2 separate regions of the Homo sapiens genome follow, and region 2 is linked to region 1. The links are chromatin loops, found by intact Hi-C in ENCODE. Cell type or tissue: OCI-LY7. All regions are shown on one strand. Links, peaks and the distances in the headings refer to the core of each region. The heading gives the core; the rest is flanking DNA.

Region 1 (2,806 bases), core at 201-2,700:
GTACTGCAGTGGCATGATCATAGCTCACTGGCAGCCTTGAGCTCCTGGCCTCAAACGGTCCTCCTACCTTAGCCTCCCAAGTAGCTGAGACCACAGGTACATGCCACCACACCTCACTAACTTTAAATTTTTAAAATAGAAATGAGGTCTCACTCTGTTGCCCAGGCTGGTCTTAAACTCTTGGCCTCAAGCGATCTTCCCACCTCAGCCTCCCAAAGTGTTGAAATTATGGGCGTCACCCAGCCAGATCCTTGCTTTTCAGTGCAGTGTAACTTTCTTCCCTGTTAAATCTAGCAGTGTTTGTTTTTTGTTGTTGTTGTTTGTTTTTTAAGTAAAATATACATAATATTTGTCATCTTAACCATAAGTGTACAGTTCAGTGAGATGAAATATGTTACCCATGGTAAAAGTTTTCCATCACCTTCAAAAAAAGCTCTGAACCAAATAAATAACTCTCCCTTCTCACCTTCCTCCTGCTTGTGGTAACTTCTCTTCTACTTCCTGTCTCTTAATTTGCCTATTCTAGGCACTTCAAGTAAGTGCAGCAGTTTTTATCTGGCCAATCTACTGTGACCCAGTCAAGCCACCACCCATGTCTGGGCTGGGAAGGTGGGGAAAGAGGCTGCTGCACATGCTTGGGATGTCTTCAGCCATATGCATCTGTCCATCTGTTCATCCACCCATCCGTCTGTCCATCCGCCCACTCAGCTATCTGTTTATCAAGGTATAACAATACAGCTTTTTTATTCCTCTCCCTCTGTAACCTATTTGGGCCTTATTTATGTTTCTCTTCTTATAAACCACCTCAGATCTTTCTGTAGAGGTATTTATTAAGTAAAACAACACCACCACATGACGGACATAAATATTGAAAAGACCAATCGATTGGAAGGATTAATCAGTAGAGGGAGGTGTTTTCAGGGGATTTAGACAGGAGGAAGATAGCCTAGGCTGACAAATGGAGCAGATGAAGATAAATCGGCAAAATAAGTAGGGAGACAAGATCCCTGTCCCATGTGACCATGCATTTGAAAGCAGGCAGCCCAGCGAGGTAGAGGCATGAAAGGCTGTATGGACTGCGCTCTTCAAAGGGCTGTGGTTTTGTTCTGGGGTCTAGTCTTAGGTTGTAAGCTTTTTTCTCTTCTCTTTCTGTTTTTTCCCCCGGGGCTTGAACAGACTCAAAATACTCTTAGGGTTGGAATTTCTCTTTGATTCTGGTCTTGGTTAGCAGGGGTGGGGGGGATTGTTATGAACATTTCATTAGATGTGTGTGCTCTTAGATATGGTCAGTTTGACTGAACAGTTGCTCTGTTTCTGCATTAAGCACGTAATTTTGTAAGTTTTGTAGCTTTTTGGAATATAAAGTAGTTGAATACTTAAAGCTCCCCCTGCTGCCTTCCCTTTATTTTTAACTTGGACTGAGCAAGGTTCTTCTAAATGCATTGAGGTTGGGGGGAAAAAGACCTAAAAAAGAAAAATACACTGAATAATACTTTCACATATACACGAAACCTGATTTTGCAATCTAAAATGACTGTTTTTGGGTTTTCAATTATGGAACATTTTCTGACAAATAATAGAATTTGCTGTATTTCACTGTAAACAGTTTTGAGAATGCACTAAATGCAACAACAACCTTAGGATTAGTTATCATGACAGATTGGCATTAGGAAAAATGATGAGTATATTTTATGTTCTGGAGGAATGAGACTTGAAGAGCAGAGCAATTTTTAAGTTGTTTACATCGAGGGAAGAGATGTAAAGTTAAGATTGGCTGGGCGCGGTGGCTCACACCTGTAATCCCAGCACTTAGGGAGCCCGAGGCAGGCAGATCACCTGAGATCAGGAGTTTGAGACCAGCCTGGCCAACATGGCGAATCCCCATCTTTACTAAAAATATGAAAATTAGCCAGGAGTAGTGGCAGGTGCCTGTAATCCCAGCTACTTAGGAGGCTGAGGCAGGAGAATTGCTTGAATTCAGAGGCGGAGGTTGCAGTGAGCCGAGACCATGCTACTGCACTCCACCCTGGGTGACAAAGCAGTGGGACTCTGTCTCAAAAATAAATAAGTAAGTAAATAAATAAATGAATAAAGATTATTACTTAACTCCTTTCAACAATTTAAAATTTTTTGTCAAAGTAATACATGTACATAGATCAAAAAAATAGTACTTTACATCATAATTCCCTTAGGCAGTGAATTTGAATTTTTTGGTTTGTTCTGTTATTTCTAAATAATGTGCTTACATTGCTAAACTTGGACTTGTTCATTTGAGATAGTACCTGCTGACTGTGTGTGGTCAGAGAGAAGGTGACAGACCTGGACTGTGGAGGCAGAATCCTCTTGCTCACTAGCCACGTGTCCTTGAGCAAGACACTTAAACTTCTCTGTCTTATAGAATAGGAATAATCACCACCATCATCATAATGGCTCCGAGGCCTACCTTTAATGTATGTAGGGCCTGGGGCAAGAGTACTAATGGAGACCAGATGGCTAAATATTTAAAAGGTATATTTAAATATTTACAAGGTATATATGATATGCCTAAATATTTAAAGGGTTCAAATCTACCTCTGTCTATGGCCTGGCCCCTGTGTTCACCCAGGTCCTTGCAGCCTACTCTCCCTGAAGACCAGAGTCTAACAGACAGCCTCACACTTGGACCAGCCCTGAGCCAGGCCCCGGAGTCTGCCCCGGCAGCCCAGCGTGAATGCCGCGCTAGACCCGCTGATCCCAGGTGTAGTCTTGGCAGCTCAAGCTTCCCAGGAGCCTGTCTCCATCTAGGGTGATTTTATCGTATTCCCTC
Region 2 (2,806 bases), core at 66-2,565, 67 kb after region 1:
AAGTGCTGGGATTACAGGCGTGAGCCACCGCACCCAGCCGGCCCTGGCATTCTTAAAGCTTCCAGGTGATTCCAGTGTTGTGGCAGGGCTGGGAACACTCATACCACCTGGGATCTGCCGCACACCTGCCCTTGCTGCTGATGCTCATTGCTGTGGCCCTCACTGTGTGACTGCTATAGCACCAACACACCTTTGTTGAGTTTATGTTTTGGGGAAGGTTGATCTCAAGTGTATTTGTTTAAAGACTCCACCCAACGTTCACTCTTGGTGGTGAAGGCAGGGGACACAACTCTCTGGATGTTGGATTTACAGCATTAGTAAGTCTGTTCAATATAATTTAAAGCCTGATTATAAATGATTTTAGGATGTCTTAATGTTTCTGTTCCTAAAGCCTTTAAGAAAAGTCCATAGATTTCATCTGCATTTTCCATACAGGGTGCAGGTGATAGGTGATTTGAATACTTGCTATTTTGTAGCCTTTCCCATTCTGAAATTCACTTTCAGTTCACTCAGAGATGTAGGTGAAAGACAGCAGTGGCAGTGAAGGAAAGTGGGAGAATGAAAGGATCAGAGTGTGGAGAGATGACCACAGCCACTGAGGCAGGTGTGCTGTTGTTACTTTTGAAAAGAATGGCAAGGCAATCAGCTTGCATTTCCTAGTTTGGGACCACCATGCTTAGAATCAGATTGACTGAGGAGCTTTACAGAGACTCTCACTTGCACAGTATTTAAAAGAAAAAAATGTGTGTGTGTGTGTGTGTGTGTGTGTGTGTGTGTGTGTGTGTATGTATATAAATTTTTAAAGTGCCCACTTGGCCGGGTGCAGTGGCTCACGCCTGTAATCCTAACACTTTCAGAGGCTGAGGCAGGAGGATTGCTAGAGCCCAGAGCTTGAGGCTGCAGTGAGCCGCAGTCGTGTCACTGCACTCCAGTGTGGGCAACAGAGTGAGACCCTGTCTCAAAAAAAAAAAAAAAAAAAAATTTAAAAGGTGCTCACCCACACAACCTGGAACCTAGCCATGTGTATGAAATGTGTGGTAGGGCATAATTGCCCCCCTTAATCTCCCTGAAACTTGTTTAGATAACTTTGTGAAATAAAACGTTACATCTCCATGTTGTTTCTGTCTTCGTGCTGTACTGTGGTGATGGCCATTAGTTAAGGGGATAAAAATACTGAAATACTGTCTAGTTTGCATAGTTCATTGCCAGATGGTTTCATTTTCATTCTTTTACTGTTAGAGTTCATCCTGTTGTCATTAGGCATGCCTTACTACAAAGTCTCTTATTTAATCTAAATGTAGGGATATAATAGATTTTTATCCTTTTAAAACTCATCTTTTAGCTATGGCGACTTTGACTTCCTGCCAAAATCCTGTTACCCTAGCAACAGGTAAAAAATTTTTTAAAAAACCAGTTTCTCCTATCTTTTTTGGCTTAGAACTTATTTGTGATCTCAAGGTTTTAGGAGAAATATCTTTAAATCAGTTGCATGTTCTCTTCTATCTCTGGTTGACTGTTAGAGAGTGATGGCTTCTCACTTGATTCTGCATTTGTGTCAGATGTGATTAAAAGGCACATTAAGAGTTTGTATATTCATGCTAGAAATGTATATCACTGCTGGCTTTATGAAACTTATTTTTCATTAGTTTTGGCCACTGGAATTGATATTTTGTTTGTGTGTGTGTGTGTGTGTGTGTGTGTGTGTGTGTGTGTGTGTGTATACACAGTTTTTCTTTTTTTTTTTAGACAGAGTCTCGCTCTGTCGCTCAGGCTGGAGTGCAGTGGCGTGATCATAGCTCAGTGCTACCTCACACTCTTGGTCACGAGCAATCTGCCAGCCTCAGCCTCCTGAGTAGCAGGGACTACAGGTGAACACCACCATGCCTGGCTAATTTTTATTGATTTTCATTTTTTTGTAGGGAGTTCGGGGTAGAGGGAGTTGTCTTTGTTGCCCAGGCTTGTCTCAAACTCCTGGCCTCAAGTGATCCTCCAGCCTTGGCCTCCCAAAGTGCCAGGATTACAGATGTGCGCCATCACACCTGGCCTATAATTTTATTATATTCTAAATATTTTTACTTCATATATTTCTTATATATTTATATACTATAGATCATATATAATACATATTTCTTATACTATATAAATCTATAATTTTTAATACTAACTTTTATTATAATTTATATTTTATTAGTTTATTTGATATTTTATTAGTATGGTTTACTATATGTAGTTTTCTGAAGTCCTCCACTTGATTTAATAAGAACTTTTTTTAATGTAAGGCTATAAATGTGTTGTAAAAAGGATGTTGAAAATTTTTGGTTCAGAGCATATTAAAGTACATATTGAACTATTGGTGATTTTGGTAGCTTGTGGCTAAATTGGAAGGCGGGGTGTTAAGGATACTGGGGCTAACACTGTCTGAGGGCTTACCCTACTTACTATCTCATTGCAGCAGGCTCCTGAGGGGAGACAGTTACGAATCCCACTTTTAGGTGAGGAAATGAAGCCTGAGAAAGGTTCAATAACTTACCCCAGGGTTTTGCAGCCTGCCAGAGGCAGGTTTCTAGCCCAGACTCTGCAGTTTGCACAGAATGAAAGCTGACATTTCAAAAGCTGCTTAATTTTAGTCTCCTTGAATCTTTCAATATAGATGTGGGACAGTTAGCAGATATGTCTTTCCATCCAGTTTTTACTTCTGCTTTTGATGTAGTCATTTTCATTTCATTTAGGTGTTCAATCTTGGTTAAAGTTGGTTATGCCATCATTAACTGGACGTGTGTGTAGTTTTGGAAGACTGTGAATGTCC

Evidence for each region. A loop is a pair of places that touch in the nucleus more often than their neighbours do. Peaks named below come from ENCODE experiments on the same cell type or tissue, not always from the same donor. Only the 100,000 strongest peaks of a DNase experiment are listed, where the experiment ranks them.
Region 2: it touches region 1 in a loop (6-fold over the local background); 3 of 110 quality-filtered maps call a loop at or near these places.

What each region holds. Positions count from the first base shown.
Region 1 is chr18:58,895,899-58,898,704 of GRCh38, forward strand. The region is part of intron 2 of ZNF532 (zinc finger protein 532); the gene reads left to right. Among named protein-coding and RNA genes, the nearest start is that of ZNF532, 32 kb to the left of the region's middle. In OCI-LY7, for the core only: a CTCF peak has its summit at 1,420 (motif pointing left); DNase peaks (open chromatin) are centred at 553 and 1,103; H3K4me3 peaks cover 1,799 bases; H3K27ac peaks cover 1,566 bases.
Region 2 is chr18:58,962,862-58,965,667 of GRCh38, forward strand. The region is part of intron 7 of ZNF532 (zinc finger protein 532); the gene reads left to right. Among named protein-coding and RNA genes, the nearest start is that of ZNF532, 99 kb to the left of the region's middle. In OCI-LY7, for the core only: no CTCF peak of the experiment used is centred there; DNase peaks (open chromatin) are centred at 920 and 1,200; H3K4me3 peaks cover 1,870 bases; H3K27ac peaks cover 2,344 bases.